2 separate regions of the Homo sapiens genome follow, and region 2 is linked to region 1. Evidence: chromatin loops called from intact Hi-C (ENCODE). Cell type or tissue: CD14-positive monocyte. All regions are shown on one strand. Each heading gives the region's core, and the rest is flanking DNA. Links, peaks and the distances in the headings are about the cores only.

Region 1 (13,512 bases), core at 2,415-10,414:
TGATTTTCTCCTTTTTCAAATCTAAAGTGTTCACAGATCAATCTGAAGAATTCCATATGGATTCAACAGAAATTTACTAAATGCCTAAAATGTGCTAAAGATATAGACAAAATAACTGCCTCTGTTGTGTATGTATATTTTGGGGGAGGAAATACACTAAAATATTTTTTAATCAAATATTTTACCAGCCATTATGCATCAGTCACTCTCTAGGTGCCAGGAATGTTGCATGGAAGGAAAATGGGCATGGACTCTGCCTCATGGGGCTGAGACTGTAGTAGACATGACAAACAGTTGTCTTTTGTTTTCCTATCATGTTAAGATCTGGGAGAGCATTCCAGGCAAAAGAGAGTGCAAGGCTCTGGAGGACAGTGTGAGCTTCGTGAAAGAATAAGAAGGCCAGTGAGGCTGGAACAGAACGGGTTGGTTGGACAATTATAGGAGACAAGATTGGACAAGTACACATGTAAGACATGGTAAGGAGATTTGATTTTATCCTAATGGTAATCAGATCAAATATCTCTACCCTAACACTTCACTGTCACATTTCATAAAGATATATACAAATGTGAAATCTTCCAGTGAATTTTTTCTGCTTTTTTTTTTCTAAACAAACCTTCATATTCTCAAAACTAAGGAGATAGCACCCAAGAGCAGAACCTAAGGAGAAGCAAATAGAAAAAGAGAAATTAGGAAATAAGAAAGTTAGCAGTTTTCTTTGATAGCAAGTGGAGGAATTAAACATTCCTACACTGGGCTGGGTGTGGTGGCTCGCGCTTGTAATCCCAACACTCTGGGAGGCCAAGGTGAGAGAATCGCTTGAGCTCAGGAGTTCAAGACCAGTCTGGGCAACATAGTGAGAGCCCTATCTCTACAAAAACTTTAAAAAGAAATTAGCCGGGCCGGTGGAATGTGCCTGTCGTCCCAGCTACTAAGGAGGCTGAGGCGGGAGGACCATCTGAACCCAAGAGGTCAAGGATGTAGTGAGCTGTGTTTGTGTCACTGCACTCCAGCCTGGGTGACAGAGACCCTCTCAAAAAAAAAAATCCTACATTGGAAGAAAGGAGAAATAACTTCTATTTTTACATTACTAAAGGGGAAAACACGAAATACAAAGCTGTCACCTGGCTTCCGTCAACAGTGATCTGATGATGAACGGTGTCCCCTCAGAATATAAAGGTGTTCTTTGAACGTTCACAGGAGCGATACCTAACCCGGATCATAGAGGGTGTTTGTGTTCAGAGGACACTAAATTTGAGTCCCTGCATGCATCACACAAGTCTTCGCCCAAACTACCATTTGCAGGCTCACTTCTTAGCCCCACCCCTACTGAGAACGCAGAGCCATTTGCACGCTTCCTGTCCTTGGAAACGGAAGAAACTTCAATTACATGATGGCTTTATGCTACCTAGACCTCTTTCTTCAGTCTTTGGCATGTTCTAATCTCGGAGGCGACTTTACACAGATGGCAATAGCATTCGCAGCTTGGAGGTCTTTTACCAGTGGCTAAAACTTGATCCAACAGCCTCAGCCGGTTCCCCCTGACTCCAGCCCTCTAGATGCTTCTCAACATCACCTTCATCTCCTTTCCTTTATTCAGGACAGTCGTGCCAAGAAATGCCTAAGAGAAGGGTGACCCTGGAAATGTCTTGACTCTGGGAAGATCTTCTAACCACTCCACATGGTAATAAGCACAGTGTTGACAGGTGTGAGGACTGAAGTGGGAGATCAAAGAGGAAAAGCCACGAATGAGGGTGTGGGGGGCAGTCAAGAGAAGCTCCCAAGGGAGCATGATCTGTGTAAATGCAGATTCTCTGGGTATTGGAAGATCCTTGGGGACAAATGCCAAGAAGACACCAACTTCTTTTATCAGCATCTCTCAGAATCCATGCCCTGTGGGTAGTTATATGTGAATATCAGAATCGCCCTCCACTGCCAGGGAGACCCAAGGCTTAATCTTGTATCTAATTTGGAAACAAAAAAAAATGTATATGATGAAATTATTCTGTAGTTTTGCTTGTAGCAGCCTCAGTTATCTTAAATATTCCTCCAACACATTATTTTCTTTATTAACTGTTACTATGCCCATGGCATTCATCACTCTGACACTTTCATAATGGATTATGAGGCTTGTACTTGTACTGATTTATTTATGTATTTGTCTCTGTTTGTTTTTTAGAGATGCGGGGGGGTCTCACTGTGTTGCCTAGGCTGGTCTTGAACTCCTGACCTCTAGTTATCCTCCTGCCTGGGCCTTCCAAAGTGCTCAGATCATGGGCATGCACCCAGCCACATTTTTAACCTATATAAATAGAGATGGGGAGAAAAAACAAAAAACTCCAAAGCATTTTTCCTTCTGTCTTACACAGTTACTTCTGACATCAGGTATGTGGAGATTTTTCCCCCACACCAAGCAATTCTCCAGCAGACACCGGGTTCCTCTAAATCAATTCAATTCTGATACTATTTACCTAAAAATAGCATCAGATCCCACAGATTGAGGGATCAGTCATGCAAAACTGCCCCCTTCCCACTTCAGATGCCAGTTGCTATCACCTGTACTTCTGACCATCCAATTATAGATTGGAGGTTCCCACAAACCTTTCCTCAGGTTCAATTAATTTGCTAGAGCAGCCCAAAGAACTCAGGGAAACACTTACATACACTGGTTTATTACATAGGATAAGACAAAGGATACAGACGAACAGATTGATAAAGAAAAACAAAACACATAGGACAAAGTATGGGGGAAAGAGTGCGGAGCTTCCACACCTTCTTCAAGAGCCTATCCTCCAGGCATCTTTCCGTGTTCTGCTATCTGGAAACTCTCCAAACTCTGCCCTTTTGGGTTTTAATGGAGGCTTTGTTATGTCAGCATGGTGAGTTGATTAAACCATTGGCCATTGGCAGTCAACTCAACCTTCAGCCCCTCCCTTCTCCCCAGAGATTGTGAGTGGGCTGAAAATCCCAACCCTCTAATCCTGCCTTGGTCTTTCTGGTGACCAGCCCCAGCCACCAGTCACCTCATTAGCATGCAAAAGACACTCTTATCACTCTGGAGATTCCAAGAGTTTTAGGAGCTGAAGGGCAGGAACCAGGGTCAGAAACCAAATATATACTTCCTATTATATCACAATATCACACACACTAGCTTGGGTCAATCAGTTGCATTAATTATTTGTGTATGATGTGAAGTACTCTTTTTAGTCACAAATTTATCTCTTTCAAATTACCAGGTAGGAAGTCAAAGGGAAAATTCTTTATTTCACTTTTGGAAAACTAATGAATAAACTAAATTAGTAATTACATGCTATTTCCACTTCTGTAAAAATGATATAGACCCTATATGCCTGTTATGAATAATAGATGAGCTTTGCAATGAAGAGCTATGCATGTTACTTTTTATTAGAATGAGTATGGCTTCAATTTTTATGTGACTATCAAAAGAGAAATATGGTTCTTTTTTCTAATTTAGAGTTTATCTAATAATGGTCCATGAGCTCTTGTGACCTCTCTTTAAACTAAGGTACATCTCACTGTTTCAACTCATGCCTCTGTGTCCTGCTCAGTGATTCACCATCTCCCTATACAAGAGATCCCCGACCTAGCAAGCTCATCTACAAACAAATATTCTTATTCTTGGAACAGAGTTGCCAAAAGCAGAGGCACACAGAAAAAAAAGTCTGTGTTTGAGAGCTCAGGAGAGAGAGGAGCCAAAAGAAACATCTACCAGCAGCTAAATGATTTGGTTCCTGAAGGGATTCGCTTCCATGAATAAGAATACGAGTAGGTACTCTCATTGGTACTTCTTCCTTATCTGTAGGTACCTGAGATGACTGTGTCCTCTAAAGCTTCTGTGATGCTAGATGCACCCAACATCATTTTCTATAATTGAGGATCGTAGCTTTCCCCTGTGATCCTCTGGCTCTATTGTGGGAAGATAGTCAAAAAATCATCTTTTAAAGTAGGAAATAAACTTCTTTTTATAGAATCAGCTCCCCTTCCTCTGCGCTTGTGGTTTCCATTACTATAAAAGAGAGCACTGAAGTCCAAAGAAAGTACTGTGTATTTCCCTTTTGGGGCCCTGATGTTCTGCCCATGGCATTCATGCCCCCAAAATTGTTTCATGCCACCATGAAATTGCCTCCACGTGGTGCCCATCTTTTTCCCTTCACTCATATTCTCAACATTTCCAGAACCAGAGAGAGAGAGACAGAGAAACAGAGAAGTTCTGACCTCAACACCACCTTTTCCTACAGAATATGTGGCACCCGTATTTTGTCAGAGAAGACAAATGCGTTGTTCCTCAGATTGGTAGGATTCATGGGCATTTCATCCTCATAATATGAGGTTGTATGCAGACAGTGCCTCCTGGTATCAAGAAGCCATGTGAGTTACACCACAGAGGAGAGGAAGTTAGGGGTTTCAAATATTTCAAAGAATAAGGAAGCTAAGTCATACTCAGAAGTTAACAAGAACTTTGGGGAGAGAGGAAGTCAAAATACAGAAATGCATTCAAAAAAAAGTTTAGGATGTAGAGGAGGATGGGATCACCATGAGACAGCCGTCCAATGCCCATGATAGTTCCTGTTACAGTAAGCCACATCTTCAGATAGAGAGAGAAAAGGCCACATGTATACTTACCTTGTATGAATGAGCACTGTTGTTTGATGAATTCCATCTCTTCCCCTCTTTTCAGTCCCTTCATCCTCATTGTAATAACAAGACTGCTGGTGATGTGGCCATGCAGAGCTCTTGTCCCTCATGTTCTTTCCACCTCGATCTTTCACTTTTCTCTATTTCTGCTTCTCCTGGTCCTACCTGGGCTCTCCCCAAGGGCTGCTCCTCACCGGGCAGCTAGTTACACGGCCACCACCACCCTGCCATCTACACAGAGGCCCTCCATCTCTCTGTGACCATTTTGATGAGATCTCTTTTTTTCATGGCATCCATCTTGGCAGTAGCAAGTTCATAGCCCAGAGTAAGAGGATTACCTGTTGGGATGCACAAAGGAATTTAAACCCCATTGAAATTTGTGACCCAAATCATTGTTTATGCTTAACAGAAATAGCAGCAATAAGATCGATTGAGGAATTATCTCACGTACTAAAACAGAAGACCTATCATTTTGTGGGAGGTAGTAGCCATGAATCCAAATCAAGCCTAGTAGTAGTACATTCCCCAGCGTGCTCAGAATATGCATAGAGAGTTTAAATCAAGGCGTAAGAGTTTCCAACCCTTCTATCTGTATGGCCAAGCCCCATTCATGTTAGTGCTGGAAGCATTCTTCCTGTATCTCATTGGTTTCTCGGGTACTTTTTCTCAATGTCTCCATTTAAAAACGTTTATATAGAGTTCTGGTTTCTGCTTGGGGATGCAGAGAACTGGAAACAATGATGCTTCCTTGCAACATGAAAGAAATCACACAAATTGCAAGGTCGCAATTTTTTTCAACCCATCACAGAGCTGGGATTGAGCTTCCAACTAGCTTGAAATCTAGGAAAGTTGTTGCCTGAGTGCTTGCTTACCTAAGGCAGGTACAGCTGGGCACTGGTAAGAAGAATTTAGCTGGAATCATTTAAAAATTGACTGAGGTCAAATGTGGGCTGGAAAGAGTACAGAGCCCCAGGGGCTCACGAGTATAGGGCGGTTCACACCTTCTTGCAAGCTTCGTATCCGGGAATGCCAGTGGGTGTTCACAAATAAAAAATGGGAGAGTCCTGAGAAGGCATTCCGCATGCTTTTCAAGGAAAAGAATAAATAGAAGTTAAAGGCTTTATACATCGATGTGCATCAAATGAGTTAATTAACAGAATATAAGGGAAGCAAAGACTTTACTATCTCATGTTGAGAGCAGACTACATACTCAAACCCTATTTCGTCTGTTTTTTGTTTGTTTGTTTGTTTGTTTGTTTGTTTTGAGATGGAGTCTTGCTTTGTCGCCCAGGCTGCAGTGCAGTGGTGCGATCTCCTCTCACTGCAACCTCCGCCTCCCCATTAGCAGGGATTACAGTCGCACACCACCACACCCGGCTAATTTTTTTTTTGTATTTTTAGTAGAGAAGGAGTTTCACCATGTTGGCCAGGCTGGTCTCGAACTCCTGACCTCATGTGATCTGCCTGCCTCGGCTTCCCAAAGTGCTGGAATACACGTGTGGGCCACTGCGCCCAGCCTCCTCCGTTAATCTATTATCATTCTTCTCTAATATTCTCAAACTTACTTAATTCATTAACGTGATATATGTTGACATCTCATTAAATATGTCTCTATTTATGACATACTCAACAACATGTGTGTAGTGTTATAAAATTTTAATTTATTTTATAAATATTTAACACTAACTGAGTGCCAGGCATTCTTCTATGCACTTAAATAGCAGACAGGCATGGTGGCCGACACCTGTAACCCCAGCACTTTAGGAGGCCGAGGCAGGAAGATCACTTGAGCCCAGAAGTTCAAGACCCTGTGGTTTCAGAGGCTGAGGTGGGAAGACCACTGGAGCCCAGGAGGTCAAGACTGCAGCGAGCCATTATTGCACCACTGCACTCCAGCCTGTGGGACAGAGGGAGTGAGACCCTGTCTCAGATGAAAGAAAGACAGAGAGAGAGAGAGGCATAGAGATGCATATGCACACAACGATTACATCGTAGGGCTGTTTAAATTACTCATTCTGGCTGGGGGTCTGTGCTCTAAACCACTATTGGTACGCTATTTCTGTGTGGCTGGTCTGGAAAGCTTCACACCACCCCCCTCTCCCTTCCCTGAATTTCCATATTCCCCCCAACCCTCATTATCCCTTTCAGAGTCTCGCAGGTTGAGGTGATGTGAGAGAGGAAGCAGAAGCGAAGGTTACGCGAGGAAAGCCCCTCGTTAAACTTGGGATTTTCACGGGGACTCAGTCCAGAGGAAGTTGAGAAAACCAACTTAAATTACGGTCTCGATCGCCATCTGGCGGTGGAAGTCCACATTACATCCGCGGAGCAATGGCTGGGAACGTTGCATAATAGAGCGGGGCTCAAATTCCAAATTAAGTTTCTGAATTTTTTCCATCTGGAATTTTATTTGATGATTAGTCTAGCATCGTAATGGTGTCCTTCGTGTTGACGTGAAAACCCAGTCTTCCTTCAGTTCATTTCCCGTTTATTAGGGATGCAAAACTCCAGCCACAGGTGACCTACGACTCTGACTCCTTCCCCACCTACTTTACCCTCCCCTCCCCCAGTACATTCTGGGGCTAAACCCTAAGAGGTACCCATGCATCGCTGGGCCGATGATGAAAATGAAGAAGTCTTCTGATGAAGCGAGACCCCGGAAGTGCAGCTTCAGGCAAAATCCTGAGCGAATTCTTTGCTGCCAGGACAGTCCATAGGCTCTTACTCTTAGAAATTACGTAAGCATGAGCAGTCAACGCTGAAAAGCAGAGAATGTGGTTTTCTGGCGGACTCCAGAGGGAGACCAGGAAATCCTCTCACTTACAATCCATCAAGAGTAGTTCCTCCAAATTGAGTACAAAGTCTCTAAAGGCCAGCAGAGACAAGTAAGGACTTGTAGTGAGCTGCAGCTCACCACCCGGATCAGAACATAAAAGACAGGAGACCTCACGGCCTGGAGACCCACTAGAGCAAAATCTGCCATCCCAGGCAGGGAGGAGAATCAGGCGGAGGCCTGACATGGTGAGGCCTTGCTCCAAGTGGAGAAGGTGCATAAACTTAACAACTTTGTTATTGCCCTGAGGATGTGATGTGGCAAAGGGGACAAGGATTGGATAGATTGTCTTACTGATGGAAGTTGGTAACAAACAAGGCAAATCAAAAAAGAAGCCATGAGATCCAGGGAACTGCTGTACAGGGGACATGGCTGCATAATATTAGTATAGTAACTCATTATGCACTTGTGTGGCAGACAGTGGCTGAATTCTGGAGACGGAAAATATTAATAAGACACGGAGTCCTGCTTACCACCCAGGAGACATATTAGCAAACAAAGGGGCACAGCAGAAATGTGTGTAAAATTAGGACATTGAAGTCACAAACAATTAGGAAAATTTTCTAGTGGAAATGACATTCAAGCTGATCGAGGGTATATGGAGAATGGCTTCCAAGTCTAACAAAGCATGAGCGGCTTGGACACTTGGACAGGCTTCGAGGGAAGTGAAAGTCTTTCGGAATTGGTAAAATGGGTGGGTGACAGATGAAGCAGAGGGCTAGGGATGGATGCCTCACACACCAGGCTAAGGACTTGGGTCTTTGATCTGCAGTCAGTAGGACCAGTATGCAGACTGATAGTAAGGGAAGGGTCATGGGCAGCTTCACGTTTTAGAAAGACTACTCTGATGGGAAGAGTGGGTTAGAGGAGCATAAAATTGAAAGCAGAGAAAGCAGCGTGGGTAACTGTTAGAGTAACACAGACCAGACATGATGGGGCTCGAATTAAAGTAGGATCAGGGATCTAGAGAGAGGGTCAGAGACATGTGAGGGAGCAGATGCAACATGATGTGTCGTCATCCATTGTATATGGGAGAGAGGAGAAGGCGAGAGCAGAAGATGCTTGGGAGACCAAGTGGTTAGTAATTCCAGTCATCAAGAAAGGACAGTTTAAGAGAACATTCCATATTAGACATTTTGTATTTGTAGGGCCTGTGGGTCATCCAGATGAAACTTTACTCTGTGTGGTAGATGGAATAATGCCCCCAACTGCCACCCCTGAAAGATCTGAATCTATGAAACCTGTGAATCTGTTACCTTACATGGCAAAAGGGACTTTGCATTAGTGATTAGATTAAGGATCTTGAGATGGGGAGATTATTCTGGATTAGCCAAGTGGTCCTGATATAATTACATGGGTCCTTCTAAGTGAAAGAAAGAGGCAAGAGAATAGAAGGAGATGTGATATTAGAAGCAAAAATCAGAGGAAAGTGATTGCTGGAAGGGGGCTACAAGCCGAGGAATGCAGCTGGTCGCTGCAAGCTGGAAGAGGCAAAAAACAGATTATCCGCTAAAGCCTTCAGAAGGGGAACACAGACAAGCTAACACCTTGATTAGCCCTGTACAAGTGTTAAAAGAAAAACTTTGAACAAATGAAATTTATTTTGATTTATTTGAGCAAAGCACAATTCATGAATTGGGCAGCATCCAGGACCAGAAGAGGTACAGAGAGCTCCACTGAGCAATAGGGGCAGGCAATATTTATAGAGAGAAAAAGGAAGTGGTATACAGAAGCAGCTTGTTTACAGCTCAGTATTTGCCTTATTTGATCATGGTCTGATCAGTTGGCAACCTGTGATTGCCTGAAGCTTGGCTGCTGTGTTTGCCTGAGACTCAGCTATTTATTACAAGAATATGCTCTTAAGTTAGGGTACAATTTTCTTACACATTAAGTTAGATTTCAGTATACTACGTAGGAATTCAAAGTACAGAGGCCGCTTTAAGCCAAATTTAATTTAATTTAACAGGACCCATTTTAGGCTTATAATTTCCAGAACTGTCCAACAATAAATTTTTGTTGTTTTAAAACACTAAATTGTGGTAATTTGTTACAGCACCAATAGGAAACTAATATATCCTGTAATCACGAAGCAATATAGCTCAAACCTCAGGCTTGGGGACCATATGGATTTGAGTTCTTATCATAGCTCCATCGCTTCCTACCCATATGAACTTGCGTGTCTTAATTAACCTCCCTAAGCCTCCACTTTCTCATTTGTAAAATGGGACTATCTACTAGAATTTCTGTCTGGAAAGAGGAATGGGGAGGCAGTGTGGTCAGCTGTTTTGCATAACAAGCCCTGTAGAAATACAGATGCTCCTTGACTTCAGGTGGGTTTGTGTCCTGATAAACTGCAAGTTGAAAATGCATTCAATACCCCTAACCTATCAAACATCATAGTTTAGCCCAGCCTACCCTCAACATGCTCAGAACACTTACATTAGCGTGGCTGACTGGGAGCTGTGGCTCACTACTGCTGCTCAGCGTCAGGTGAGAGTGTTATACCACATATCACTAGCCCAGAGAAAGACTGACATTTCAAATTTGAAGTACATTTCTTCCAGAATGTGTACTGCTTTCACGCCATCACAGCTGAACAATCTTAAGTGGAACCATCATAAGTCAGGAACCATCTGTATTTGATGTTTTAAACCATGTCATGTATAACTTTTTTAAAAAAAAGATAAAATAATTTTAAATATTAAAATAGGAAAATTTTAAAAAGAAAAAAGACATTTTTTTCTTTTCTTTTTCTTTTCTTTTTTTTTTTTTTTAGGCAGAGTCTTGCTCTGTCACCCAGGCTGGAGTGCAGTGACATGATCTTGGCTCACTGCAGGCTCCACCTCCTGGGTTCACACCATTCTCCTGCCTCAGCCTCCCGTGTAGCTGGGACTACAGGCACCTACCACCATGCCCAGCTAATTTTTCATATTTTTTAGTAGAGACAGGGTTTCACTGTGTTAGCCAGGATGGTCTCGATCTCCTGACCTCGTGATCTGCTCACCTCAGCCTCCCAAAGTGCTGGGATTATAGGCGTGAGCCACATTTTTTATTTTCTAAAATGAAAATGTTGATATTTAATTTTTAATCCCCTTCAAAAAAGCAACTACTCTGTTTATGAGATTTATAGAGAATTCCATATAGTTAATACTAAATACATTCCTACATCAGAATTTGTTTAATACAAAATCAATTATTTAGGTTAAAATGTTAACACTCTTCCGCTAAATTACCACTGCAATTGTGTAACTTCAAAATGCTCAGGATATTGTCAACAGAGGAAATAGAAATTGATCTTCTAGCACAATAGTCAAACAAAATTGACTATACAAGATTTTGGATGCTTGTTACACTGTTGACTCAAAACAATTCTAAACAACTCAATGTACTTGATGGACAGAATGTACTAAGAAACCAACAAAAGCAATTCATTTCTTACTTAGCTACATAAGCTAAGTAAGAAAATCGCAAATGCTGACATCCAAGGAAGCTTTCCAAGCATAGAAATAAACTCTGATAGATTATTTCAGATCCAGGATATTTGGAAAATAAATCAGATTGCCTTTTTGGATAATTCCTAAAGAATCACACAATTATGACTTTTGAATCCTTTATTAATGGAGGTTACAGCAGCCTAAATAACTTGAAAAGTGGGGTTGGCTCTCAAATAACATGGAGGGTTTGTTTTAGAGGAAACATGTAACACGACAGGACTCCAGAAGCACGTGCTTTAAGGTATAAGGACATGTACCCCTGGTGACAGAGGATGTATAAATATTGTGAGTCCAAATATATAGGCCACTTGTTTAAGAAAAAAAGACATTAGGAGTATAAAAAGGAATCAAATGTAAGTGCAAACTCATAATAAATCTAAACTACATGAGGCATAAATCCTAAATAAGTGCTTAAGTAGCTGAAATAGTATCACTTTATGTTGGAAACCTGAAAGGGACTAAATATATGACATAGAGTCCATATTTAAAAACTTCATGTAGGCATTAAATAGAAAGGATACAGCTCATTTGACAACCAGTAGAACAGGCAGCTATTTAAAGAAGCGTAATCCAAGTTAATGATGTACATATATGAGGTATTAGAATACGTAATTCAATGGCCATTCATGATAAAATGCTCAGAAAATGCAAATAGAGAGGAACTGCCTCAATTTGATAAAGAGCATCTGCAAAAAATCTTACAGCTAACACAGCGGTGAAAGACTGAAATTTTTCCCCCAAAGATCGGGAACAAAGCAATGATGTCCACTCTCGCCATGCTTATTCAACATGGCGTTGGAAGTTCTAGATAATGTAATGGGCGAGAAAAAAAAAAGGCGTGCAGATTTCAAAGGAAGAAATAAAAATGGATCAAAGTCTAATATGTAAAACATAAAGTCACAAAACTCTCAGGAGAAAATCTTCAGGATCTAGGATTAAGCAAAAAGCTTTTAGACTTGACACCAAAGGCATAATCCATAACAGGAAAAATTAATAACGTGCAACTACTAGTGGTTTGTCCTCACCAATTTGTATTTGAGGTTTATGGGGATACTTTGACACTTAGTTTTGTTGAAAATGTTAAGATGCTGTATTAAATTATACTTTTTATTTTGATATAATTGTTGATTCACAGACACTTTTAAGAAATGTTACAGAGATATCTCATGTACATTTTACCCAGTTTCCCCCAAGGATAACATCTTGTAAACTACAGTAAATTATCACAGTCTGGATATTGACATTGATATAATTAAAATAAAGAACACTTTCATCACTATAATATCCCTCATTTTGCCCTTTTGTAGCCACAGCCACTTCCCTCCCATTTCCACTTCTTCATTAACACAGCAATTATTAATTTCCATCTCTATAGTTTTGGCATTCCAGGAGTGTTATGTAAGTGGAATCATTTAGTAGACAACATTTTGCAATTTTTTTTTTCACTCAGCATAATTCCCTGGTGATTCATCCAGGTCGTGGTGCCTGTATCCAGTTTGTTCGTTTTTATTGCTAAGTAGTATTTCCTAGTATGGATATACCACAGTTTGTTTCCAGTTTTTGTCTGAATAAAGCTGCTATGAGCATACATGTGCAGATTTTTCTCTGAACATAAGTCTTCATTTCTCTGGGATAAATGCTCAGGAGTGCAATTGCTGGGTTGTATGGTGGTTGCATGTTTTGCTTTTAAAGAAAATGCCAAACTATTTTCCAGTGTGGCTGTACTATATTACATTCCCAGCAGCCAAATGTGAGTGATCTATTTTCTCTGCATCCTCACCAGGATTTGGTATTGTGCCTACTTTTTATTTTTAGCCATCATGATAGGTATATAGTAATATCTTATTGTGGTTTTAATTTGTAATTCTCTAATGGCTAATGACATTGCACATGTTTTCATGTCCTTATTTTGTATCTATGTATCCTTTTTGGTTCCATATGCATTTTAAAATAGTTTTTACTAGTTCTGTGAAGCATCTCAATTGTAGTTTAATAGGAATAACATTGAATTATAAATTGCTTTGGGCAGTATGGCCATTTTGATGATATTGTTTCTTCCTATCCATGAGCATGCAATGTTTTTCCATTTGTTTGTGTCATTTCTGATTTCATTGAGCAGTGCTTTTTAGTTCTTCTTGTGGAGATCTTTCACCTCCCTGGTTAGCTGTATTCCTAGGTATTTTATTCTGTTTGTGGCAATTGTGAATAGGACTGCATTCCTGATTTTGCTCTAGGCTTGACTGTTGTTGGTGTATAGAAATATTAGTAATTTTTGCACATTGATTTTGTATCCTGAGACCTTGCTGAAGTTGTTTATCAACTTAAGAAGTTTTTGGGCTGAGACGATAGGGTTTTCTAGATATATGATCATGTCATCTGCAAACAGGAATACTTTGACTTCCTCTTTTCCTATTTGGCTGCTCTTTATTCTTTTCTCTTGCCTGATTGCCCTGGCAAGGACTTCCAGTACTATGTTGAATAGGAGTAATGAGAGGGGGCATTCTTGTCTTCTGCCAGTTTTCAAGGGGAATG
Region 2 (12,295 bases), core at 263-8,262, 96 kb before region 1:
ATTATTTTATATATCTCTGCTTTCAGATTCACATAGTACAAAATGGTCCCTGCCAAGATGTTCTCAATTCATCTCTCCTTTGCCCTAGGGCTTCTTTTCCTAGACCAGTCAGTTGCTTACTGTACACCACTAAAGTGTTGCCAGGGGATGAGTTCACATTACAGTACATGAACATAGTTACTCCTGATGTGAGCTTATGGAGGGGATGAGGGAGTGGTGCAGGTGATACACAAAGGATCTGCTGGTCTGCACATCAGACTCAATATTCTCTACTACAAGGAGACAGGATATAAGCCCAGTCCATCTGCTTCGTTCTTTGACAGTACATTTCATTCAAAATAAGTACAAGTGCAAAAATCTGTGGTAGTAAATCTACTGCACTTTTCTTATGTCTGACACTAATAACCCAAGAAAAACTATAATAAAATATTTCTGATTTTGAAATTAGCCTGCCACTGTTTGCATGGAAATTTACTACTGGTAAGCCCTTGTTTCTCTATCCCCTTACTCAGCTTTCTTCATTTGTATCTTCATAGCAAGAATCACCACCTAATACTGCATATCTGTATATTATGTGATTATTTTTTCTTTCCTGCTAGAATTAAAACTCATAAAGGTAGGGACATTTTTACCTTGCTGACTATTTTATCTGGAATAGTACATAGCACTTAGTAGGAGCTAAATAATTATTTGACAAATGAATGGATACATTAATTGATGAATTTTATGTCCAAATCTAGGCTGCTTTTGTTTACATAAACCTCTGTTTTCCACTAGTCACATTCTCTGCCTGCTACATGGAGAGAACCATTATTCAGGATTTCAGTTCTGCTCTAAACACTTGGATCCTTTCGCAATCAGGGATCTTCAATTTCTCCACTTGGTGTTTTGCTCAACAAATGAAAGTGCCTTTGAATATTCACATTTGGTCCTCCAAAACCACATCAGCTTTTAGAACAATGTTTCTAGACAATTTATTAGTAACCCTTCAAAGGTGTGCTCCCCAATTTTTATGAATGTGTAATTATATTTAAACTGAAATGACATAATGTTTCTGTGTCAAATATTGTAGAGAAAGTTGACCATCTTTGCATACGCTATTTGCCATTTGAGTTCTTCTGTGAATTGCCGGTTCACCTACTTTCCAACATTGCTATTAGGTTATTTAACTCTTTCTTATTGATTTGAGTAGTACTTTATTTCTTCCCTTGTTTAATATATGTATTTAAAGTATCTAAATATATTTCATGACTATGTTGTCCAACTTTTGTAATACATATCAACAAATATCTACCTGTTATATCCATTTTTAAGAAATACATAAAATGTAATAACTTGTACTTTTCTCACCCTTCTTTGCTTTTCTAAACAGTATTTATGTATTTCAACTTTTTAAAGTTTAAATATAATATACTTAAGTGTAGGTTGTTTTTGTTTTTTTAATCCTGCTTGGTATTCTCCGAGATTTGTAATCGGTGATTCGTTGTCTGTCATTAATTTTGGCAAGTTCTCACCTGGCTTCTACAACATCAGACTCTTGCGGCTTCCTCAGCACCCAGCTTTTGCAGTGTAGAGCAGCCAGCAACACCCAGCAGCTTCGTCAGGCATGCACACCCCCTTTAGCAGTTTTACAGCAGAGAGTGACCACCACCACCCCACTTCCATGAACCTTACAGGAACAGCTTTCCCAACACCCTAGAGGAAGGATTTCTGACAAGTCCCAGAGGGTGGATTACAGCAAACTACCGCTGGAGCAGCAGTTCAACAACTACCTCTCTGCCATTCAGTGAGCCATGGAAGTGCCTCCCTAACAAGGTCTGACCTCACCCTTGGAAAGAAAACTGGAGAAGGCTCCTTCTTGGGTGCTCTATCTTAACCTAGGTGATGGGTTAATATCGAGTGTCAACTTGATTGAATTGAAAGATGCAAAGTATTGTTCCTGGGTGTGTCTGTGAGGGTGTTGCCAAAGGAGATTAACATTTGAGTCAGTGGACTGGGAGAGGCAAGACCCACCCTCAATCTGGGTGGGCACCATCTAATCAGCTGCCAGCACCACTAGGATAAAAGCAGGCAGAGGACCGTAGAAGGACTAGACTAGCGGTCTTCCACCCTTCATTTTTCTCCCTTGCCAGGGGCTCTGAGACCTTCAACCACAGACTGAAGGCTGCACTGTCAGCTTCCCTACTTTTGAGGTTTTGGGACTCGGACTGGCTTCCTTGCTCCTCAGATTGCAGACGGTCTACTGTGGGACTTCACCTTGTGATCATGTGAGTCAACACGCTTTAATAAACTCCCCTTTATACATACATCTATCATATTAGTTCTATCCCTCTAGATAACCCTGACTAATACACTAGGGAAGTAGCCATTTCGTATTATATTATATTATGCACTATTATATCTGCCACTGCTATATTATTTAGAGTTCTCTTTACTTCTTTCTAGCCAATCTCTTATTACTCAGATCTCTTGTTAAGATTCGTATTTCTTTATATTGATCTTTCTCATTTTACATTACTGTGTGATTTCCTCTCTCTCCTGACTAGACCCATACTTATAAACCCATAAAATTTCATTCAGGCACGAATCTAGAATAAAAATTATTCTCAGACATGCAAAGATTAGAAAAATTTGCTTCCAGAATATCCTTTTTTGGATATTAACAGACGGTGTGTCGTAGCAAAATTAGGTAGTCAAAGCAAGTAAGAGGAAGATATCAGATACCTGAAACATTATCTTCTACCAAAGAAAACAATGAAGAGAATCCCAAGATGACATCTGCTCAGCAGTCCTGGAAATCATTTCTTTTAGATTGAAACTAGAGAACTAAGGGCACCAGGAAGTGGATAAACATGATAAGTATGATCCCATAAATTTTACAGTATTGTTGAGATATTCAAAACATCTGAGGATATGATTAAAAAGTAGACTACATATATGAGGGAAAAGAAATTGCAAATAGAATCTTCATAAAAATTAAAAGATGCCCAACAAAGGAAATATATTCTCAATAATGAGCACATACGTGTTTAAAAAATACCTGGTTACAAACAAACCATAAATACTATCGGGTTTGAAAATATTAAAGATAAATTATAAATGCCAGAAGTTGGGATATGAAATAAAGAAAAAAGTAGAGCAGGAAAGAATAGGGTTAGCAGTAGCTTCATCTACAAGGAGAAAACTCAAGAGATCTTGAATATAACTGACAGAATAATAGAGTACTGTGTTTAAAAATACAGGGATTGGCCGGGCGCGGTGGCTCACGCCTGTAATCCCAGCACTTTGGGAGGCCAAGGCGGGCGGATCACGAGGTCAGGAGATCGAGACCATCCTGGCTAACACGGTGAAACCCCATCTCTACTGAAAATACAAAAAAAAAAATTAGCCGGGCATGGTGGCGGGCGCCTGTAGTCCCAGCTACTCAGGAGGCTGAGGCAGGAGAATGGCGTGAACCCGGGAGGCGGAGCTTGCAGTGAGCCAGTCGCGCCACTGCACTCCAGCCTGGGGGACAGAGCGAGACTCTGTCTCAAAAATAAATAAATAAATAAATAAATAAATAAATAAATAAATAAATAAATAAATAAAAAATGCAGGGATTACCTACAGAGGAACTAAACATAGTAAGATAATAAAATCACAAGAAAGATGTCAGAGACCTAATTTTTGGTGGTTTAAATTATCTGGTTTCATAACAGGAAGTCAATGGATGTCTAAATTAATACCCCCACATACAAAAACATACGCATATTACTGTTAAAGTCATTGAACTGGGGATAATGACAGTGGAGTAAAGGAATGGCATGAAGGGCTCTTGTTTTCATTAAAATACATCTCTATTGTTTAATCTTCAAACTATATACTGATATCCCAATAAATTTAAAATAGTAATTGTAAAGTAAATATCATTCTTACTGAAATATCAAGAATGCTGCAGATGGTGGCGGAATGTTCAATGTGAAAAAGGATAGTGGCTTGCACTAGAATGACAGCAGTGAAGTTTGTTTTAAGCATGTAATTTTATAGTACCAATCTCTTACCTGTGAGAGCATGTAAAAGACTGAGCTCCTCAGTTCTCAAACAAAAGCAGACTTTAACTCCTGCTCCAGCCATGCTTCTTTGCTTCTCAAACATCCAAAACTGCATCTCAGATTGCATCATATTCTGAGCACATGGAAGGAAGAGTACGGGAAATAAGAGTGGCTGTGTTACCACCCTCAAGGAATCCTGACCCCTCAAATCCAGACCTGCCAAGGGGCAAGGAAAAAAGGGAAAGCGGCAGCTACCTTGAATTTCTAAAGTGCAATGTCCCCACCTACTGGTGAACATGACCCAGTTAACATCCCTACAGCTGTCCATGTCCTCCTAAAACAAGAACCTTGAACTTCTTCCAGTAGTATAGAATCCGTGTCCTTTAGCACAGTTCTACACCAAAAGATAAACAAAATATTAATCCAAAATTTTTACAATGCAATGAGGGTGTGGGAATGATAATTTTAAAACATGCCGCACAAGGTTAGTTTTAAAATAACGCCATCGTTAGCATTCCCATTCCCTACTATCTATCTACTCCTCACAGCTTCTGCTCAGATTGTCTTCTCTCCATTGTCTCTTCCATCTCCCTGTACAAACCTCCTCTCTTACACTGCCTTTCCTGCCAACACACTGCTTCCCCATGTGTTAAGTTGGCAGCCTTTTTTCCCTCTCATTGTTTTCTGGCTTCTGATATTTCAGATAAGAAATTTGATTCCAGTCTGGTTCTCGTCCTTTTATGTGTAAACTGTTTATTTCCTTCTTGGAAGCCAATAGATCATTTTTATTACCATTTTATTTTCTGATTGTGTAGTAAAAATTTTCATCCCTCCAGCTACAGAACTATTTGTATATTTTCATGATTCCACTTGATTCCTTTAAATTGCATGAATCTTATCTAGCCAGAGACTAAAGTCTTCCTTTCCTTCAGAAAAAAAAAATCTTCGATTTTTTATTGTATCCTATATTTTTTCTATTTTTCCGGCACACCTATTATACAGCAGTTGGAGATGGCTGTATAGATAGAACTTTCTCAACATATTTTCACAATTTTATGTGTTCCAAGGTAGTTAAAACAGGAATCTGATTTCTTTTGTACTTTCTTTCCCACCCTCCTATTTTTTTTAAGACTCAGAACCACTACTTGAACACTCTAATTGATAACTGCTTAGTTATTTCTCACCTGCCTTAAAGAGTGTTTCTTCATTATGCTCAAGAATGAGAGCAATTTAAAATGAAATCATTTTAACCTGTCTCCTCAGAGACAAGTTCTGTTGGCTTCTTTTTTTCCTATGTATTATGTGTTGGTAAAATTTTCCAGTTTCTTTGCATGTCTTGTAATTTTTGTTTAATATTGATATTTTACATAAATTCTGATTCCACAATCCCTAGGAGTAAGTGCTCTTGCTGTTTGTTGTTTGTGTTAGTGACTTGCTTGGGCTAGTTCTTCCAAGTCTGTTTCCCCCTAGTATGCAGCCTATGGTGTCTCTGCTAAGTTTGTTTAATAATTTTTGTTTTCATTATTAAGCCTGATTTCCTACAATCACCCCTGGTCATCATAGCTTAATGTCAGCCTATGATTGATGAAAGATTCTGCTTAAACAATTGAGTCAGTAAGGCTTCCACACTTTGCCATTGAACTGAGTGGGATGTGGGAAATGCTTTCAAAGTTCCGGGACTTTACAGGTATGTCCCAATTTTTACTTTCTGCCTTCACATGTCCTTATATTCAGCCAGGTCTCTCCTGAGCAGGCTTAACCAAGCTGATGCAGACAGCTTTCCACACCACTGGGGATAAATGAGATTTTAGCAAGGCTATTTTTGACTATCTCATTCTCTGGATCTCCCTGGTAAAATTCCTGACTGGCCTGCCATCATGACTTCAAGCTAGTTGAGATGTTAGCCTTCCATAATTATTTGCCCTGAGGTCTATGCTGTTTTCTACAAAATGCCAAGACGTTATTTTGAGGGTGTGTGTGTGTGTGTGTGTGTGTGTGTGCATGCATGTGCGTGAGCTCTTTTCCAAAAAATGTGTGTGAGCTCCCTCTGGCAGGTTAAGAAGAGCTGTCTAATCCCATGGCCTGTCCTCCCACACAGGTAGAAATTCTGCACCATAAGTTGAGGTGAAGGAAGTTGGTGAAAGCATACTCTGGCCAAAATAATACTGATTTTGCTGTTTTTATTAGGATTCAGTTTAGATTCTCTTAACTAAATGCTTCTCAATGTTCGTATCCTTTGGTCAATTTCCAGAGTCTTTAAATGATTGTTTTTGGCAACGTTGTCCAATGTTCTCACTGCTTTTTAGATTCGTTGAAATGTTTTGATGTCAATATATGTGGTATATTTTTATGTATTTTCTACGTGAATTTGAAAATAAGCTGTATATAGCATTTGGTACATACACACTTAGGATTATATGTCTTTTTGATGTATTGACTCTTTTTCATTATGAAAAATTTATCTCCAGTAATATTCCTTATTTGTAAAGTTTTCTTTGTCTGATATTAATGTAGCCACTCCAGCTTTCTTGCCCAGTGTATATTTTTTCATCCTTATATTTTTAACCTGTGTCTTCATACTTAAAATGCATTTCTTATGGACAGTGTATGGTCAAAAGTCTTGCTTATTTATCCAGTTTAGAAATATGCATTTAATGTAATTACTGAAGTACTGGATTTAAGTCTACCCCCTTGCTGCTTTTTGTTTTTGGTCCATCTGTTCTTTTTCTCTTATTCCTCTTTACTTGCCTTTCTTAGTATATTTTTCTCCCTCCTAATGGTAACTGAGTAGAAAGATGTCAGAACTTAGGTCTTTAAGATTTGTGGAACTTTAAAACAATTTTTATTTTATTTTATTTGAGGCAGAGTCTTGCTCTGTTGCCCAAACTGGAGTGCAGTGGCGCACTATTTGTAGAACTTGAGTGGAAAATCCTAAATAAGAATACCACAGAGGAGAGCCCAAAATTCTGCATTTGAAAGAAATTTGCATGCAGAATAGGGGCCCCTCTTTGAGTTTTCATGTTTTTTGGGGATTTTTCTCCTCAATAGCAACTAATTCTTTCGGCACCAAACTCCAACCTCCGTCTTCTCTTCCTGGTAAGACTGCATCTTTCTGCTTGAGCTTTGTTCTACCATCTACTGCTTTAGACTGAAAAGCACTCTCAGGGGAAACTCACAGTAAACGTTGAACTCACCTAGTTACTTTCCTTTTCTCAATATTTATCTCCTGATGTATTCTGCATGCTTCAAAAGATCTCCAATGATTGCAAATTTTTAAGTCATTTTTATAGATTTCATAATTTTTGTTTCTAGAAAGGCTAGACGTAGACATATGGTTTTTAATATAAGTAAGTAGCTATAGAAATAAATGTATAGATGTTTATGTGTATGTCCACAAATAGGATCTTAGACTTTTGACATTCCCATAGCAATGAGCACACTTAACACACAGATCTTGATCTAGCTTTTTAACCAGACTCTTCTAAAAGAACCCAGAGCTATGACAGATTCTAGAGCTTGAGAAAAAAAATAAAAGATGATCATAGAAAGTAAGGATATTTAAGAATGGTGGATACGGCCAGGCGCGGTGGCTCATGCCTGTAATCCCAGCACTTTGGGAGGCCGAGGCAGGCGGATCACGAGGTCAGGAGATCGACAACATCCTGGCTAACACGGTGAAACCCCGCCTCTACTAAAAAATACAAAAAAAAAAATTGCCGGGCGTGGTAGCGGGCGCCTGTAGTCCCAGCTACTTGGGAGGCTGAGGCAGGACAATGGGGTGAACCCTGAAGGCGGAGCTTGCCGTGAGCCGAGATCGCGCCACTGCACTCCAGCCTGGGCGACAGAAGCGAGATTCCGTCTCAAAAAAAAAAAAAAAAAAAAAAAAAAAAAGAATGATGGATATGTGTCAGGTGTCAGAGATAAGAATATGTTCAAAGAATGGTAGATACATGCTCTTTACACAGATAGGCAAAAAATAACCAGAAGAAAGAATGCATACCACAAATACCTAAATCACAATAAATTCAGTATGATCATATTAATAACAAAAAAAATCTTCATTAAAAATATGTTTTACCAGGAATAAAAATAAAACTTGAGTCATAATGATGGAAAAACCATAAGAAGAACATAACTTTTCTAAATATGTATGCATCTAATAATATGACTTAAAAATAAATGATACAAAAATTGACAGAAATGAAAATATAGATAAATTTGCAATCGTAATTAGAGATTTTTAAATGCTTCTCTCAATAATTGGTAAAAGAAATGAACAAAAAAATCAGGAAAATATATTAAACAGTGGAATAGCACTAATAATTAAATCAACCTAACTGACACTTATAAGACATTAGACTAGAATATGCAATGGCAAAATACATATTATTTCAGGTGTACATGAAATATCCATCAAGATGAACAACATACTGGATCATAAATTTAGTCTCAAGAAATTCAACAGTATGCAAACTGGGTAGGGTATGTTCTCTGACCAAAAAAGATAAAAATAAAAATACCTCAACTAAATTAGAAAGCAGCACCAAACTGATAACCTGGAAATCCCCTAAATATACAGAAATTAATCAACATACTACCAAATAAGCCATAGGTCTAAGAGGAAATTACAAAGAAAATTAGAGAATATTTTAAGTGAATGATCATGAAGTTCATTATATCAAAATGTATGAGATAAAGCTGAAAGAGTGCTTGAAGGGAAATTAGTTTCTTTAAATGTATACATCAGAACTGAAGAGAAGTTTAAAATCAATGGTGTGAGCTTCTACCTTAAGAAGGTAGAAAAAGGAAAGCAAACTAAATCTAAAGAAGATAGAAGGTAGAAAGAAGGAATTAAAAAGCAAAGATGTGGAACCAACCCAAATGCCCATCAGTGATAGACTGGATAAAGAAAATGTGGCACATATTCACCATGGAATACTATGCAGCCATAAAAAAGAATGAGTTCATGTCCTTTGCAGGGACATGGACGAAGCTGGAAACCATCATCCTCAGCAAACTAACACAGGAACAGAAAATCAAACACCGCATGTTCTCACTCATAAGTGGGAGTTGAACAATGAGAGTACATATCCAAGTCTCACATGTCTCAACAATGAGAACACACAAGGAGGGGAACATCACAAACCGGGGCCAGTTGGGGAGTGGAGGGAAAGAGAAGGGTGAGCATTGGACAAATACCTAATGCATGCAGGTCTTAAAACCCAGATGATGGATTGACAGGTGCAGCAAACCACCATAGCGCATGTATACCTATGTAACAAACCTGCATGTTGAGCACATGTATCCCAGAACTTAAAGTAAAATAAATAAAAAAAAGAAATGATTAAATGTGGCAAAGACAAATAAAAGAAAGAAGGAATTAATAAAAATGAAACCAGACAACAATGAAACAGAAAACCAGCAAACAGAAAAATTAACAAAGCTGGGCTGGGTGTGGTGGCTCACACCTGTAATCCCAGCACTTTGGGAGGATGAAGAGGGACGATCATTTGAAGCAATTCTCCTGCTTCAGCCTTCCCAAGTAGCTGGGATTATAGGCATGCGCCACCATGCCCGGCTAATTTTGTATTTTTAGTAGAGACGGGGTTTCTCCATGTTGGTCAGGCTGGTCTCGAACTCCCGACCTCAGGTGATCTGCCCACCTTGGCCTCCCAAAGTGCTGGGATTACAGGGATGAGCCACCATGCCGGGCCTAAAATGAAATTTTAATTGGCAAGAAGGCAGATGGTGAGAATTGTTGATCCAATAATAACATGAAGTCCATGAAAGCCTGTGGCTACAAAGAATGTTGAGCCATAGATTCCATCAGAGATAATAAAGCGGCCTCGAAATATTCTGAGACTTGTAGAAGAATGAAATAGACTCCTAAGAGGATCGTGGTAAGTACTGCTTGAATTATTTGTTTTTGGTTACCTTCTATTAGGCTGTGATGGGCTCAAGTAATTGAAACTCCTGATGCAAGTAATACAGACGTATTTAGGAGAGATACTTCTAAAGGGTTCAGGGGAAGAATACCTGTTGGGGGTCAATGTCCTCCTAATTCTGGGGTCGGTGCTAAACTGGAGTGATAGAATGCCCAGAAAAAAACCAGTGAAGAAGAATACTTCTGAGGTAATAAATAGGAGCATCCCGTATCGGAGGTCTTTTAGGACAATTGTTGTGTGGTGGCCTTGGAATATACTTTCTCGGACAATATCACGTCATCACTGATGTATAGTCAGTGTGTTGGTTAGTAGGCCTAAAGTTAAAAGAGTGGTAGAATTAAAGTGAAATCATATGGCCAGGCCAGATGTTATTAGGAGAGCCGAGAGAGCTCCTGTTAGTGGTCAAGGGCTAGGTACAGCTATATGGTAGGCAAGTGTTTGGTGGGTCATTATGTATTATCATGCAAATAAAGACTTACTAATAGTGTGAAGACATAAGCTTGAATAAGAGCAACAGCAAACTCGAGAATAGTTAGTAGAATTAGAATAATAAGAGATACTGAAGTTGCGGAGACACTAATAATTGATAATATTAGCACTGCACTGCGACTGTGGTCGGCGATTATCCCACTTCCAGGGCCAATCAGGCTAACAAATTATTTCAAACCTATTACAACTCCCTACAATGCTTCAAGCCCCAAGGCCCCGGCATTGGAGGGCCTATAACTAAACACACCCCCCTTTTACAATAAGCCTCACTTTGCTTTTCAGCTTCTGAAGGAAATTTCCCTGTAGGATCCTTCACACCTAACCAATGCAACTGCACTATCATTATTAAACACCCCTCTAACCATCAGACTAACCAAGCTGATTACCAAGTTATCACCTGAAGCAAATGGAACGTTTCTGCATCTGGCTTGTTTTACAGCCTATCCCTTAACCAATGCCTCTGAACTAACTTGTGCTGTCCCTGGTTCCTACCTTTTTCCATGGCTCAATATCAATGATGCAACATCCGATCACATTAAACGTGTAAAAAACAACTCTTGCTATATCTCTACTATAGTGGATGTCTCCCTGGCCTCCTCCTTGTCCATCTGGAGTAAGGAACTGCAGGAAAGAAACAACATCCAATCTTTAACACACTTATTCTCTTTCCATATCTCTGCCTGTATTTACGATGAAGGCTTGTTCTTTTTGTGTGGCACCAACACATATCTTTGTCTCCCCACCAACCGGACCGGAACCTGTTCTCTAGTTTATCTTTCTCCTTCCATTGGACTAGCTCCTCCTAATCAACCTTTGTCTATCCCATCCATCCAATATGTTAGGAAAAGGAGAGCCATCCACATCATTCCTTAATGGCTGCCTTGGGTATAACCTCTGGACTTAGAGAGGGAGCAGGTGGATTAGCCACATACTTTAAGGTTCTTTCAACAGAACTACAGGGATCTCTAGAAGATATAGCCTGAAGCCTTGTAAGAGTCCAAGACCAACTAGACTCCTTAGCTGGTGCAGTCCTCCAGAACAGACAGAGACTAGATCTTATAATGGTTGAAAGAGAGGGCATCTGCCTCTAACTGGGTGAGGAAAGTTGTTTCTATCTCAACCAGTCGGGCGTAGTAAGAGATGCTGCCGAAAAACTTAAAGAAAGGGCTGAAAAGCTAAGGGAATACCAACACAACCAAATAGATTCTTAGTTTGGGAACAAAATCATAGCATGAGTCACCCCATTCCTGGGCCCTCTCCTAATGATATGCCTAGGACTAACTTTCTTACCCTGCCTAATTAATCTTTTCCAAAGATTTTTAACCAACAGGATCATGGCCATTTCACAGACAACTACCCAAAAACATCTACAGACGGCATTACTCCTACAGTCAATCTGAGACCAGAAAACTCTCCACACCCCCCTCAGCAGGAATTAGCCAGAAAGAACACACCATCCTCATCCTTTTATAACTATAGGATCTGGATTGACAGAGCAGGAGCATCGCCATTTTGGACATGCACCACCATTTTAAAGTTCCCCTTGATCAAAAGCCACCTAAATCCAACCCAAAGGGCATCAGCCTAATGGCTAATGGCAGCATGACCTTAAACCACAAATGATACCTCTGCCCAGAAACATTCCAACCCTGAGATAAACCCCTCTCCAACCAGAGACATACCAGCCCCAAGATAACCTCCCCTCTGACCGGAGAGATGCCAACCCCAAGATAACCTCCCCTCCAACCAGAGACATTCCAACCCCACAATAAACTTCTTCTCCACACAGAAACATTCAAGCCTTTCGCCCCAAACCCTTAAATACTCTTA

What was found. A loop is a pair of places that touch in the nucleus more often than their neighbours do. Peaks named below come from ENCODE experiments on the same cell type or tissue, not always from the same donor. Only the 100,000 strongest peaks of a DNase experiment are listed, where the experiment ranks them.
Region 2: it touches region 1 in a loop (2.3-fold over the local background); 46 of 110 quality-filtered maps call a loop at or near these places.

The regions. Positions count from the first base shown.
Region 1 is chr6:32,790,235-32,803,746 of GRCh38, forward strand. No RefSeq gene overlaps it. Among named protein-coding and RNA genes, the nearest start is that of HLA-DOB, 20 kb to the right of the region's middle. RefSeq lists an enhancer at 4,445-4,589 and a cis regulatory region at 4,517. In CD14-positive monocyte, for the core only: CTCF peaks have their summits at 6,990 (motif pointing left) and 7,194; DNase peaks (open chromatin) are centred at 4,467, 6,897 and 7,357; H3K4me3 peaks cover 2,443 bases; H3K27ac peaks cover 2,076 bases.
Region 2 is chr6:32,696,378-32,708,672 of GRCh38, forward strand. It overlaps the pseudogene MTCO3P1. Among named protein-coding and RNA genes, the nearest start is that of HLA-DQB1, 36 kb to the left of the region's middle. In CD14-positive monocyte, for the core only: CTCF peaks have their summits at 4,321 (motif pointing left) and 4,520; a DNase peak (open chromatin) is centred at 4,314; H3K27me3 peaks cover 2,048 bases.